Linked DNA regions of Mus musculus: region 1 is linked to region 2. Evidence: chromatin loops called from intact Hi-C (ENCODE). Cell type or tissue: left cerebral cortex. All regions are shown on one strand.

Evidence for each region. Hi-C counts contacts between places; a loop is a spot of excess contacts. Peaks named below come from ENCODE experiments on the same cell type or tissue, not always from the same donor. Only the 100,000 strongest peaks of a DNase experiment are listed, where the experiment ranks them.
Region 1: it touches region 2 in a loop (3-fold over the local background); 2 of 42 quality-filtered maps call a loop at or near these places.

Annotation. Positions count from the first base shown.
Region 1 is chr12:51,115,019-51,123,018 of GRCm38, forward strand. No RefSeq gene overlaps it. Among named protein-coding and RNA genes, the nearest start is that of Gm34745, 38 kb to the right of the region's middle. In left cerebral cortex, no CTCF peak of the experiment used is centred here; DNase peaks (open chromatin) are centred at 3,189, 3,462 and 4,068; H3K27ac peaks cover 1,871 bases.
Region 2 is chr12:49,370,115-49,378,114 of GRCm38, forward strand. All of the region lies in intron 1 of Gm34304 (predicted gene, 34304), which reads right to left. Among named protein-coding and RNA genes, the nearest start is that of Gm34304, 7.7 kb to the right of the region's middle. In left cerebral cortex, CTCF peaks have their summits at 2,229 (motif pointing right), 4,781 (motif pointing right) and 6,054; no DNase peak of the experiment used is centred here; H3K4me3 peaks cover 4,138 bases; H3K27ac peaks cover 5,342 bases.

The DNA of each region.
Region 1 (8,000 bases), 1.7 Mb after region 2:
GTAACTTGTTATGCTGTGTCTGGTATATGCCTGGGAAGCCTGCTCTTTTTTTTTTTTTTTTAAGGAAAACACAGAAGGAATGAATCTACAGGAGATGGGAGGTAAGGAGAGGAGATTAGGAGAAGTGTAGGTAAGCTGAAATATAGTGGATATAAAGAATAAAAACTAAATTTTTTTTTTTAAAAAAGAATGAATTAGGGAAAAAAGAGTGTTAGATCTTCCTAAGAAATAAGGAGCAAATATTATCTTGGAATTCAGCAAAAAGACTCGAAAGAGGTTTTGATGTCCGACAGCAAACACCAGAAGGGATTGAGCAGTAAAGGGGACAAAAAGTAAAGGTGACAATTGGACTGTGACATTGATATAGGTTAGGTGAGGATTTAGGGTTGAACAAGATCCCCAAAAGTGTCACTCAGTAACTGAATACTTCCATTTAATAGCAATTATCCTCTTATATAAAACACTGTTTGGGGATTTTGTTTTTGTTCTATCACTAAACACATTGTTTCATCTTTATGTAGGACACAAGTACAAATACAAACAAATTCTCAATAAACAGTAACCTAAAATTTGACCACACTGGCGATTGCTCACTTCTCATCCTTATTGATTGACCGTCATATACCATTTACCTGTCTGTGTGAGTATAGAATGAACCTCACAGGCTGGTGTGTTTGAACATTAGACCTCCAATTGATGGCACTGTTGTGAGGAGACTTCGGAGCGATGGCCTCGAGAGCAGAAGTGAGTTGTGAGGGGTGGGCGTTGAGGGTGATGTCCACTTCTGATCCCAGTTTGTTTTCAGATCTGGCAGGATATAGGTGATTTTGACAGCATGCTGAAAGCAAATTGTTGTGGGTTGTCCTGATGCTGTTTGATTTCTGACGTTAATTCTGCTTCCTCAAGAGGGAGGGACAGCCTCCGGATGAACAGTGGATCACGTACTCAGGTGATCCCATGTGAACCTTCTCCCCATTTACTGGTCAATAATGGCTAGAGCCTGTGATTAGGCAGCAGAGGTGAAAGGTGGGACAGGAGGTCTTTGAGAGTGGGAGCAGAGAGAGAGAGAGAGAGAGAGAGAGAGAGAGAGAGAGAGAGAAATATGAGAAGGGAAGGAGAGAGGACAGAGGAGGGAGGGAGGGGAGAGGAAGGAGGAAACGAAGATGGTACAGAACCACATGGCCAGGAGAAACTCTGTAACAAAGGGTCTCATAGCTGGGAAATAAGTTAGTATAGTGCTAGTTCTGCCCAACCTAGGCTTATCGCTTATAAATATAACTAGATTGTGTGGTTTTTATTCGGGATTATTGGGGTTGGAAATTACTGCAACAGCAAATACCAGAAGGAACTGAGTCACTCCAATGTGTCTACCCACCATGCTCTCTCCACCATGCTATCCATGGTGGAGAATAAACCCTTCCTCCCTTAAGTTGCCTCTATAAGGTGTTTGGTCAGGGATAAGAAAAGTAACTAATGCCACCCCACCCCCCTTTCCAGACTTGTAGCCCTAAGGGTCCCAGATTGTCCATTCTGTCACGTATCCACACCTTTACCTGGAAATTAGCATGGATGCCACCACACACATTCTTACCCTCCTTAAGCTGTCCAGCTCTAGAGGGACTTGAAGACTGTTCCAAACTTTGCAAACATTACCAACCTTACATGCTCTGATAAAGTTTTGCGTGGCTAAATCCTTGATGTCTTTATTTTCATAAAGGGTGGCCTTCAACTTACCTCAAATAATAGCATGTCATTCTAGTCTACGCCCCATCAATACAATAGAGCAGATGTTTGTTTGACAAATTAAAATCTGAATTCTTAACCCAGGTTTTTCTTGAGAACGAGATAGGCTTTGTCCACCACAGAGAAGTCTACCAAGAATAAATATTGGGTTCATTCAATTTTTATTCACTTTCCAGTCTTTCTTAATCTGGACTAGCTATGATATTAAGGCCATGGGATAAAAGTAATTTGTCTTAATTGATAGACACTCTCCTGTAAAAACTAAGAGTGTAAGAATTTTCTGTGGATAAAGCCCTTAAAATACTTAATAATATTTATTTATGTGGTATTAGCCTCTAAAGAAAAAAGCATATGCCTTGTATCTTAATTGCCAAAAGCACGGTAACATTAATATTGTGACAGTGTGGTTGTGTTAGTACTGTTTAAAATGATCACACTTATTAAAAGTTAGTTACACTTTACCTGAAAGAATTTTACCTATAATAATAATGTTACGGTTTAAAGACTTAAGATACTCTCTTAAAAGTTTTCTCATTCAACCACCTTGGTATATGTATGTATGTTTTCGAGATAATTCATATTCCAAATGAGGACTTCGATGACAGTGATTTTAATATAGTTTCACATTCTAATATTTTTTTCCAAACTCTCAACCACTCCTATTTAGAAGCAAACCCTCTCAGGATGCCCGCTGCTTGCTCTGGAAAGCAGTGCCCAGGGTGGACTTTGTAATGTAAGAGCTATGTCTGAGAAAGTAAGGGAAGATGGGTTTGGGCTGTGTTTATACGTGCTACACAAAAGGCAGTGGACAAGCCAGTTGCCCAGATCAAAGACTTTGATGAGAATGAGCAGTGAAGCTTAAGTACAGAGCTGAAGTCACCCTTGGCAGCCATTGAGTAGTTAATCAATACTACCACAGAACTCAGGCTCCGTTGACCCACAGCCGAGGTAAACAGATTCCAGGTCGCCAGCAGTCTGTTTCAGAAAACACCTCACAAGCATGTTCAACTTAAAGAAGGCAAACTGAGGCACAGTGCACCGACAGAGCTAGCCCCTGAGGCCAGAGTTCCCACCCCTCCAGTCGCCGATCCCAAGCCAGTGCCTCACTCCAGCCTACCCCCTCCCTGCTCCAACACTTGATATGTGTTGAATACACTCAGTGGTTCTCAACATGTTTTTTCCTTACAGTTCTTTATTAGCAACATTCATTTAGGTTTTGGACTCTTGTCAAATGCAATGTGAATGGAGAGCAGATGCCTTTTCTGAACTCAACAGAACAAGAGGAGAGTCACAGAGCCCATCTTGCCACAATCAAAACTAGTGCTTACAACAACACCCACTGCTGGTGACAGGCTGTGTGGAACTGGGCCAATGCTGATCTAGCAAGAGATGCCAACTCAGTGAGTCAGAAAAATGTTTCAGATGTGCCAGGTCGCTCCGAAATCCCCATCAGGTCCTGGGTAGAATAATTGCCGTGTTCCCCATGAGCAAGGAACCAAGATGAGAAAACACAACATCGCTGGGACAGCGTGTATCGTTCGCATCCTAGCTGGCAGCAAGGCCCGCTGCTTTGAAAAGGGTACCGCGGGCTGCCTGAAAGGCTAAGGTGGCTGGCAGCAATTCAAAAACACAAGATGGAGGGAGAAGCAATTGTGGGAAGGAATTCAAGGCGGACAAAAGGATTAACAGCAAAAGGATGCAGGGTGTACAGGGATGGGTGGTTATGGTTTACCGTGGGTTTAGCAACACTGACGTGTTTTTATGAATATTTACAAGAACATTTGGAAGCTGTGTCTTGCCCACACAGCCTCCGCCCCCAACACTCTTGGTAGAAACTGCACCATATTTAATGAGGCTGGGGATGGGAGGGAAAACTAGGCCTTCTTTGGCTCCCAGATTGGGGTCTCTTTGCCTGGTTGCCAGGACTCCCAGGAGGCAAATAGTCACTGAAAGAAAGTTTAGACAAGACAATCTAGGTCTGAGTACTAGGAAGCCTAGTAATTAAAAGGCATAAGAAGGAAAAATGGTGTTTAAAAGATAAGAAAAGAGTGAAAACTGAGTCTCTGGAAAAAAAGAGTCATTGCGGTGGCTTGTTCTGGTCTTCGGGTAGAGAAGGGACTTTGACCAGTCACTAAAACAGTTGTTTACAAAACCACATCAATTCTTGGTTCTTGTGAGTGGGTCAGCAGGGCTGTTCCCTTTCCCTCCTAAGCCTTCCCTGGCTTCGGTTCAACCTCTTCATCCATCAGAAGAGTCTGCTTTTCTTATTGATTTTGTCCGTTCCCTTGCGGCACGTTACGAGGTGTGTACTGAACGGAAGAGTGACACCCTGGAGCAGAATTCTGACCTGCACTGCCTGCGTTCTCATCGAAGGCCTGCTACTCTGGGAAAGTTGTGTTGGCTCTTTAAATCTCAGTTTCACCCAATTGTACAGCCAAACTGAAAGCAGCTAAGAATCAACAGAGATAAGGCAAGGCACGCAGTGAGGGCTCCAGCACGGCGCAGTCACTTTGTACATGATCGGTACAGTCGCTCATCACACATTTGTCTTCTCATGGGCTGAAAGCAGACTTTTAGTTGATCGCAGACACAGAAACACCTAATGTGGTGGTTTGCATTAGAATGCACCCCCCACCCCATACACTCATATAGTTCAATGCTAAGGTACCAAGGAGTGGAACTATTTGAAAGGATTAGAAGGAATGGGAGGTGTGGTCTTGTTGGAATAGGTGTGTCACTGGGGGTGGGCCTTGAAGTTTCAAAGCCCATGCCAGGCCCACTATCTCTATCCTTTCTATCTATATATATGTACCCCCCTGTCGCCTATGGATCAGAATATAACTACAGCTACAGCACCATGCATGCTACCATGTTCCTGACAGGCTCCTGACAGGATAACGACTAACCTCCTCAAACTATAGGCAAGCCCACAATTAAGTGCTTTCTTGTTATAAGAGTTGCCTCGGTTATGGTGTTCCTTAACAGCAATAGGCCGGTGACTAAAACAACTAGCTGGACTACCAGCAACTACAAAGGCCAGGCAGGTGGCTTTATACTCAAGGAATTTGTGGCAAGCTTCCTTCTGGCTTTATGTAGAACAAGCCTCTGGCAGAATTGTGTTGTCTTCAGCCATGATGGTCTTCAGCATGTTTCTATTAAAGCTGGACCTTTGGGGCTGGAGAGATGACTCAATGGTTAAGAACCCTTAGTGTGCTTCCAGAGGACCAGAGCTCAGTTTTCAGCACCCTTATCAACAAGCAGCTCACAACTTCTTGTGTCCAGTGCCAGGGGATCTGATGCCTCTGGCCTCCAAGGGCACCTGCACTCCTTTGCGAGTGCACGCACACACACACACACACACACACACATGCACACGCACACACTTGAAGAAAGTCCAGATCTTTTCTGAGTATACAGGTCTACACAAAAGCACTTGCTTAGAAAGCATGAGGCCCTAGGTTTAATTCTGGGGTGATGCTCTTGAATTAATCATATATTTCTTATATTTGCTTGCTCACGGCCTTCTCTGCATCTCTTTCTTTGGCTCTGTCCAGGCTCTTTTAAATAAATATAAATAGTTCCTTAGCCAAGCTGTCTCACACCGAGGGAGTATGTCCGTCTTTGTTTGCTTGTTGTCTTCCTCTCAGGCTTCTCTCTGAGATTTGATCTTGACTCTCCAAGGTGTACACATTGGTGCTCTACCCAGCTGGAGCTTGCTTCCTCCATCTCTCACACATCTCTGTTTCCCTCTGCGGTGGCAGCACTTTTCTGGGAAGGTATTCAGAAAGCCGGTTTCTGAACATTTATGTACCAAACAGGAAATATCAATTCGGTTTGTATTCATTTGTTAATATGGTGAGTAATTCTAAGTTGAAATAATATTTTTCCAGAGATTTTAGTTTAACAGTGGTCCCTTGCCCTTAAAGGTCCACAGTGGGCTGCCTTTTGAGTCTTCAGTGATATTGTTTGTCTCCTCAAAAGCATTGAGGAGCCTGACTCTTAATGCTCTGGGCTTTCAAGGTGTTACCATGAGAGTTCTGTTTTAGGGTGGCTGTGGTTTTGTTTGGTTTGGTTTTAGTTTTCAGGACACTTCGTGGCAATTTTCAATCTTAAAATGCACATCCTTCCATTTGGAGAAATTTTGTCTTTTGCAATGGCTAAACTACCATTTTCTGTTTTCCCTTTTGAATTTATATGTATGTGGACATCTTAAACTTAATCTTCAGTTTTGTTTCGTTTATCTTTGCTTTTTCATTTCCTGGTCTTATTCTATTTTCTAGGATATGCTTTCAATTTTGTCCTTTCGATTCTTAATTTTTTAAATATTTCTTTTTCTTAATTAATATGAGTGTTTCTTTCCTGGTCTTTAAGAATAAGTATCCTTTCTGGTTTTATTTTTTTCTTTCAAACGAGATTACAATATACCGTTCTTTGTCGTTTATAACTTTTTTCCATTCCTTATTCTGTTGCATTTCCTCTTCAATTCCTTAGCTCATTTGTTTGCTTGTTCATTGGTTAATCTGTTAAGTCATAATATTTGATCTGCATCAGACACTGTCCTCAAATCTTTATCTACAGCTATCTGAGTGAGGATAGAACGCTGAACTGGAAGACTAGCTGGCTTGTACACTTTTCTCCGAAACAATTAAGCAGAAGTTCAGACTTCTTCAGGCAACTCCCCAAGGGCCAGTGCCCATAGTAGGCCTTTCTCTGGAGCTGGCCTTGAATCTGATTGATTCGGATACACTTGGCAACGGGCCTGTCATGTTTCCAGGCCACCTTTCTTTGTCAGACAGTACCTTACCCTAGCATTCTGCTGTGTCTGGTATGGCCACACTGAACTCTCTGATTCAGCTTAATAAATCAATAACACCATCACATTATATCTACATTTAATTCGATTTATCATTCCCTCCTCTTTTTAAAAAAAATGTGATAGGAAGACTCTCCCATGTGTCTACTCACATCTGATATGATCTGAACACAGCTATGGAATGTGGAAGTTCATCACCATTTATATTCACTTTTATGTTGCCATTGATGCTGTATACATTCATCATGTTCTTCTTTTAAAGATTTATTTTGAATTTTGAATTTGAGTGTATGTGTATGTAAGGGGTGTGTGTGTGTGTGTGTGTGTGTGTGTGTGTGTGTGTGTGTGTGTAAGGTGTGTGTGGGGAGGTGACCTCATTTGCAGAGACATCAGACCCCTTGGATCTGGAGTTATAAGAAGTTGTGAGCCACCTGACATGGGTGCTGAGAACTGAACTCAGGTCTCACAGAACAGAATGACTGAGCTCTTTACTGCTAAACCATCTCTCTAGCTCCATATATATTCATATTCTTCATTCCAAGTTCCTCGTTGCTTACCAAATTACTGGCCTTTGAGAGCTTGCTCTAATGTGCCTTCTACTCCTGTGATGAACACCAGGACCAAAGCACACAGGGGAAGAGAGGGTTCATTTCATCTTACACCTCCCAAATTACACTCCATCTCCGACAGAGTCGGAGCAAGGGCTTTAAGCGGGAACCTTGAGGCAGGAGCTGAGGCAGAGACCACAAGAGAACAGTGCTTACTGGACTGCTCTACATGGCTTATTCAGTATGGTTCCTTACAAACAACAGGACTCCTTGGCAGGAGTGTGACAATCACACTGACTCATGGTGACTTGAATCTTCCCAGATCAACCATAAATCCAGAAAATACCCCCACAGACACACCCCCAGGGGACTGTAAAGGAGGCATTTTCTTAGCTAGGTTCCCTCTTCCCAGGTTCTCTAGTTTGTATCAAGTGAACAAAGATTAACCAGCACAGAACCCAAAATCTTTCCATGAAAATATCGTGTTTGACTTGCACCTCCATTATAATACAAGGAGGGTTTACATAAAGGAATAAGGAAAGATTTGGGGGGGAGCAGGATGTTTGCATATAATTCAAATGAATTTTAGGTTGCTGGTCATATTTAGCTCAACTAGGTTAATAATCACCCCCCACACTCCCTCCAAAAACAAAAGCAAAAACAAAAAGCAGAGAAAAACAAATTCTCACTTTTCCAAAACATACTTTTAACATTTGTATTTTTATGTATGGCTTATAATAGTTGAGCCATTTGACTATAATTAATAGAGGCCCCTCCACTGTGTTAAGCAAGAAATAGATGCATAATCGTAGGTAGTACCTTGTGAAACTGTTGGGAGGGCTGGAGAAACAAGCCTGAGGCTAGTGACCTAAATAAAGGCATGTCAAGGGCATGGC
Region 2 (8,000 bases):
CTGTGTCTTTCAAACTGAATGGCCTCATGTAATATGTTCATTCTCTTGGTGAATATTCTTAGAAAGTTCACAGGAGAAAACATGCCTTGGTAATCTTATATAGTCTAAGCACCTGTAAACTGAACATTCTAAATCTGAAATGCTCTTAAATCCAAACTTTATAAATGTCTAGATGCCATTTTATAGGTTTTTGGATATGAGAGAATTTGATATTTAAGGCTTTTCAGATAAGAGAACTTCAACCATCAATGTCTACATAAATATTCCAAAAAATCTGAAATACTTCATATCCCAGGAATTTGGACTAAGAGACCCTCACATTGCACAAGCACAGTGACATAGTATCTTAATTGCCATTCCAAGGTTTAGAGGAACAGAAAGATATTGAGAGAACAGAATGGCACCTGAGAACGAAACCTTTGAAAGACTCCAAATTTGCCTCAAAATGAACCCTATACCTTCTATTAACTCTTGGCAGATGGAAATTATACTCCGTGTGTGTGTGTGGTGGTGGGGGTCTATGTTTGTGTGTCTGTGTGTGTGTCTCTGTGTGTGTCTGTCTGTCTGTGTGTGTGTGTGTATGCAGCCTGCATGAGGCTGAGAATATGTACATTCTGAGTGTTGTGTGCCTTCTATAAACACTCCTTTCCTTGTTAAATCTGTGCAATAACATTCCTAGTTGTATGGAAGCTGGGAAAATCTTACTATCAGCTGCTGAAGGAATATTCTCAAAGTACCACAGAAGCCAGGAGAGATGTAGGCTGTTTGCAGCCAGACTACTTTGGATCTGGTACCTAAAATTATTAATCTTAATTTATAATTACAGTAAGGATATGAGAACATGTTAGACCTCAAATACAGCTGCCTCAGCATTATGGCTTTGTGTTCAGTCTAATCACGTCCTCACATGATTTTTCTGGATGGACAGCAAAACAGAGCGGAGTGCATGCCAATGAGTTAGTGAAAGGCTGACTGAAAAAAGTAAAAGTTTTTTGGTTTTGTTGTTTTGTTTTCTGTTAAAAACAAAAGCAAAAATGAGAAAAGAAGAATATGATGAAATACTAGGGGAAAAAGAAGAGCTTAACAATTTTTATTACTGGTGAACTGCCTGTTAGATCAATTCAGAACTGATACTGAATCTCCATGTCCCCTTCTCAGGGAAAGAGTGGTTGCAAGTAACAGTATCTTGCGATGAGAGTTCATGCTTTGCAGATTCATAGGCCTTCTGAGCTGTATGAAATCATAAAAAAAGGTTCATAAAAAAAGGTTCATCCTTTTCATTTTGTGTATAAAAAAACAAAGGTCAGGAAAAGCATCGTGGCTAGCTCAAGCTCAACCAGATGCTGACCAGCATTCCAGTTATCATATGTCAGACTATCAGTTTAGTTCCTGTGCTAGCTTGCAGGCACATTGCACAGGAAAATCAAGGGAACTATAAGCAAAAGTAAAGTGCAGTCAACAAAACTAACCCTAAAGCATGGGTCCTTGTATTCCAAGGGCCCTCAGCTGCCTTGCTGATAGGAAACTAAAAACACACTTTAGCAACTACGTGCACAAACCACACCTATACATATGGCCAGCATACAAAGTCACAGGAATGAGATGAATTCTTCTACTACCTCAGTCCAACATATTAAATGCCAAGCAAATGCTAAAGTGGTTTTATTCTGAAAATTCTTGGACTCTCTAGTCTGTCATTGCTAAGACTGCACCTGTGCCCACAAAGTCCATTTATAATCTTCTCTACAAAAAGAAAAAGTGGAGTCCGTTCAAGCATATGAATTCTGTTACTTTGAATTTCAAAACATTTTGAGCAATGGTGACATAGAGAAAGCACAGATGTGGTTATTTAAAAAAAAAAAAAAGATAGAAAATTTAGTGTGTTCCTGATACTAACTAAAGAGCAGTCTTAAGTGAGTAACCAATGCCTCAGAAGAAATACCAAAATGTCTATTTGTTTCTATTTTAATTATGTATATGTTTATAACTCTCATTATCAATTCTTGCTGATAATTTGTAAAATCAATGTAATACAGCAAAGCTACCTTGGAGGAAAACCTGACATGGAAAAACATAGTTTAATTTATCTGTGTTCATGGTGTAAAATTTGATATTATAGAGTTCTCCTGGTAAGACAATCACACTGTATTAGAAAAGCCCACTGTGCCTCAGGAATCTTAAAAACAGCCAACACTCTTACTTTCATCAATACTCATCCCTATGGTCACTAGATGGCACTGCTGCTATTTGAATGAAATTTCACTTCCAACCTTTTTTTAAAAAAAAAACATAGGGTTTGGAAATGATTTGGGGTGTCATTTCTTGGGAGTTTGTACAAACAGAAGATATTTGGCACTTTGTATATTAACAACTACAGTAATGTTTTGTTAAAGAAAAAAACACTACAAAGGTGAAGTAACTTCCTAAGAGGAAGAATGGTAATGCCAGAAGATCTTGAGTCTGCATGTCACCAACTTTTAGGTGGCAGGAACACTTCATCTGTGAATCACAAACCATCACTAAACCCACTGTATAACATTTATTACACATCTGATTTAACTTGGCTTTTTGCTGATGATCTTCTCCTAGGAAACTGGATCGATGAATCATGACTTTTTGGCCAGAATTATATGAAAGTGTATAAAGCTTTATAAGATGATCACTCTCTTGGGGGGTGGGGGGGTGCATCCCTTCTTGGCAAGGGATACCAACAAGCCCCCAAAAGTAGACCCTAAAAAGTTCTTCCAACTAAAGAAACATACCCTACACATGAGACCATGCAAAGCACAGAGCATCTCTGTGGCAATTTCTTGTGGCATTTTCTTCAGAGGACTGCACTGAAGAACACTATAGAGTCTCAGTGAGAGCCATCCTGACTTCCCCGGACAAACTTCCCGGGGGAAGGAAAGGTGGCACTGGAGAATAGATGGACTAGGATTTGCTGCTAGAGGCAACCAAGAGCTTTAGCTAGACTTAGGATAGTCCTACTCTTTAGAGAGAAGCAAAGCTGTCCAGTTTATCCCCGGGGATAACTGAAAAGCAGCAGAAAGGGGAGGGAGCATCCCACTCACTAAAAGTTGTTGTACCCCCTTTCCAGACCCCATATTAAGAAAAGAGGAGAAGTGAGGGAGTGGTGACCATGCCTTGAAAAGAAAACAAGAAAAGAAAAGAAAAAAAAGCCAACATTGCTTGGGAAAATCTCCACAGATGAGCATTTCAGTTGCATTAAGTGGTTCCCATTAGCAGCCTACCCACGTAGAGGAAGGCTAGCACGCTGTTAATATAATGCAGGAGAGGGATGATAGACCTCGGAGTGAAGAGTGGAAGAGCTAGCTTTGCATAAACCAAAAAAGGAAAAAAAATCTGAGGATTTGAGTTCTTAGGGCCTTGCGGTAGAGTGGTGGAGTGGGCTTAGAACCCTCAGGCCTTAGGCCACCGGACAGCCATCTAGTGTTTGTGATTTTTAAAATACATATTTAACTACCTTAAAATAATTTAGACATACACCAGGAAAATAGTTTAATGGTTCCTAATTGAACTGCTATTGAGTCAGAAGAAGAGGAAGAACCCTCAGAGGGCGTCCAAATCCCGCGTGGAGCATCTGAGACTAGGAGGCAGGAAAGTGGGGGGAAAGGGTCTGTCTCGGCATCACCTCCGCTCTCTTCATCTTATTCTTGGAGAAAAGTTGGTAGACATAGACTAGAAAAGAGAGAGAGAGAGAGAGGAAAAGGGAAGGAAAGGTGAGACATCTAAGAAAAAATAGGAAGAGAGGGAAGGAAGAAACCAGGGGAACCGAAGAGATAAAACTCATCGGAAGTTCGGGTACTAGCTACACTTATTTTTTAAAAAGAATTCAATCATTCTGCTCCTTTCTCGTCCTGCTAGCTTAAACATTTTTATAGGCAACTTCGGGCAGATAAAACTTTGAAGTGAGATGGGGAAGGCTGAATGTCTGGCCTGGATCACCATAGAGGCTGCGGCGGTGGCAGCAATGTCCGCTAAGGGAATGTAGCGCACATTAGGAAATTCTTCTTCCAGCCGCCCTAGCCTCCTTTAGAGTATCCCTGCCCAAAGCTTAAATTAAAGTGAGTGGGAAGGTAGGGTGGTTCTCCCCATCTCCCCATTGGATCCAAGCGATCCAACAAGACTTAAAAGCGAAAAGTCCTGCCGAGCGGAGCTCCAAATTCTCCCGCAAACCGCATGCGTTTCTTGACAATACAGGACTGTGCAAAAATCTAGATTTTTCTCTTGCGTGGGTCTGGCTCCAGGGACACAACCAAACAAAATCTGCATTATGGGTATTCCCAGTAGCCTACCTGGGTCGATAAAACTTACAGGACTAATTAGATAAAAAGCAGGGGCCCAGATTTTGTATGCCGGCGGAGCAGGGGGCGGGAACTGGTTTCTTTCTCTGCGCAAAACCAGAGGGAGCCAGACTAAGATGATTCTCTCTTAAACTGTTCCTTTAAGGGACCTGAAATCGGGCTGCTCTAAATGAACCCCAGGTAAAAGAGAATTGCCTCTCCAGCACCTTCCAAATCCTGACCCGCTTCCCCGGTGCACTCCCTGGCACTTTCCCGGGAGATCTACACTAACGGAGAAAGTCTCCGGTTTTTGTCAACCGCGCATAACAATTACTAAGAAAATATTGTGACGATGTTTCAGGGCGGAAGGGGATATGAGGGGGTGGAGTGAGGGAGTTAGTTTGGACAGCAATTTGCAAAGAATATTAACTGATTCTCCGGGTCACCGCGGGGGTAAAGGGGTTGGCATTGCATTATACAGTTGTTCCTCTAGGTGGCGGACTTTAGTACCAAACAACCGCTATGTGAAATGTTGACTTCAAATAGGATTAAGCTTCTTGGTGGTTAAAAATAATAGTAGTAATAATATAGAGGTGTGGGGCTGTTTTTCCCCTTTGGGGTATTTATTTATTGCAGGGAAAAGTCATTGATTTTCCTAAGCAAACTGTGTTTCTCCTTCGCTTGGTGGAAAATAAAAAACTGTTTGAATAAATAAGTTATTTCTGAACATTTTGTTGTCAAAGTGTTAAATGTTCCCGTCATTTTTATTCAAACACTAACATGATTACAGCCAATTATATATTCACCAGTGTTCTTTATTTTAGAGTAATTGTACTTGTCACTAATAAAACAGAGGCATAATGGATCGCTACTGTTCTGGATTCTCAAGCAATTTTGTGTAATTTGATTGAATTATACATCTTATCTGCTACTTTTTTATTTTTATATTTGGAGATCCTATTTTCTTGAAAATTGCAGTTCTATGCTTGTTTTTACTGCTTTTCCAGCAACGTACATTTCCGTAATGCTGAGAAATAGAAAGAATCTCTTTGAAATGTCGGAAATCAGTTGGTTACAACACACACACACACACACACACACACACACACACACACACACACACACACAAACACTAGTTCAGCATCGGAAAGCCCTGAAGTCAGGGGAGTCCAGCAGTGGCTCTGCTCCCCTGACAAGTTCAGTGCCAAGGAAACTCCCCATTCGCCCCAAAGGCAGTCACCTCCCTGCCTGGATGGAGTCTTTGGGGCTTTGTCTCTTTCCTGTAATGATACTGTTAGGTGTCTAGGGCTTCAAACATGCCAAGACAAGCCGACCATGGGTTCTGTTCATATGCAGTATGTATCAAGGGGGAGAAATATACACAGCACAGCTGAAAGATAAACTGTATACAACACTCCAATTACACAACCCTCAAGTGCCTTACCTGCCGGCTCATCCTCACCTCCCCACAATTACAATGACTATCTGTTTGAGCTTTGAGGGGGGCTTTGCAGGGAGCTATAGGACCAGCATCAACTTACCAACACCCCTCCCAATCACAATTTTTTAAATGGGTAGAACACACCCATCTACTCAGTGTCCATATATTGGAACAAATCGAGGAATGAACCTGACAGCAGACAGGCAGGGCTATGATCCTATAGGGATATCTCCGGAACTGAAGGATCAGAGAATGTGCAGTTCTCGTCCCAGGAAATTTTTTCAGCTTCTAGGACAAGACTCAAACGCCCCGCTAGGAGCTGCCGCTGTGAGATGGAGCCAAAGGCTCTGACAAGTGGCTTGTGTATGACCCAATATTTATCAATAACAACAACAACAAAATCAAGTGAAACCAAGGCTTGGGATTTTGAACTGCCTACGGAGTCCTGGCGGATACAGAGGGGCGAATAAAGTCTCTGGAGAACAGTTGGCTCCATTTTTCCGCCCTGGGGAGCAATCCCAGGGCAAAATCCAGTGCTAATTGATCTCAACCAGCCGCAAGATCAGCTGTAAATGTTCAAGGGGACAAAGAAAGAGCAGTGTGCTCCAAAGATACTCTGAGCACTTTTTCAAGCAAATAGAGGCGTGTAATCAATAGCATGTATATGAATATAAATAGAGATAGAGAATTACTTTAATTAATTAGGAAATAATGTTTCGTGTACAATTCCAGACCTACTCAATACCCGTATTCTCCCACTCACGGGTTATTAGGTGGTCTGGACCTAGAACTCCCTCTATGAAAACCTCCAGGCCCAGTTTTTGGATGCGAGATGGTTAGCCCATACTCAGCTTAATTGGGGGCCTTTTTTCTTTGGGGGTATTTATTCTAAACCCAAACGGTGGGTTACTTGGGCAGAAATCCGAGCGAGCAGAGCGCCTGGCCCTACTGGCATTCTGGAAGTCTTAAAGCGAGAAAGCACCAGAATGAGCCTCTCTAGGCTCTGCGCTCAAAGAGCTTGCGGCAGCCAGCAGCCAGCCGCAGCATGCATGCCGTTGCTCTCGGCAAGGGGGGCGGGAGGGGGGGTCTTCTGAGTTTCCATTTTCTCTTCTTTTTTATCTATCAAATTCACAATCTAGACGAAAAGAGGGAAAGAAGGAAGAGAGGAAAAAGGAGGGAGGGAGGGAGGAGGAGAGGGAGGGGAAGAGAGAGAGAAGGTAGAAGGACAAAAAGAAAGACAGAAAGAGGGAGCGAGCCTCTTGGCCTGAAGGTTTGTAGCCCACACACTCAGCTGAGCCACACTTGCCCAGCTGAGCTATTATCTTGATATTGCTTTCTCTCTCCTGGCTTAAGACAAAGCCAGAAGGGAGACACCGAATTTGACGAAATAAATCAAGTAGGGATTGTTTAATAATAAAAATATCCCACCACCTTTCTTATCAATTCTGAAAAGGAATTGAGTTGTTTTAGTTTTCATTTGGTGACTGTAGTAGCTTGCTCCTGTGCCCTACTGTATCTAGCTTGCTCTGTCGGGTGTCTCCTTCCTGTGTGTATAGCTTCTTGGGAAGATTCGCAGAGAAGTGGTGTGTAACTGCTCTCCCCCACTGGGTTCAATACTCCTTAGTTGTTATTGAATATTCGAATTAACTTCAGCACCACGCACTGGTATTTCAGCTCAGACTTGTGCACTATATCAATACAAGCTCACAACCTTTAACTGTTTCCGCCCCCGCCTCCCCCCCCCCTTTCCGCGTTCACCATGGCAGATGACCTATAAAGCCCAAAAATATTGATCTGTTTGTGCATACTTCCAGTCTGATGTGCAAAAACCAGACATCTAAGCTGAAAGTTGCCTTTTCAGAAGGGGAGGAGGGATCTGGAGATGAAACCTAAAGGCAAGGCCTCTCTCCGGCTGGATTGCACTTGGCAGGCGTGGACTACAAAGGAGCTCAGGGTGAGCGCGCTGGGAGGAGAGCAGAGGCAAGCAGACTAGCAAGTCTCTCCGCGAAGCTCCTTCTTCAAGAACCAGAGCCCAACAACCACTGCCGCCCCAAGAGGGTGGGCAGACAGGACCTTTGGCAAACACTGGTGCCACAGGTTTTGATTTGGGTTGGGGGTGGGGTGGGGTGTGGGGAGGACCTAGAAGAGCCAGTACTAGAGAGCGAAGAGGCAGGTTGGTATGAGTTGCGCACATTAGTTTGTCCTGGTAGTTTTGTGTTTGTTTGTTTGGATTTCTGTTTGTTTTGTTTGTTTTG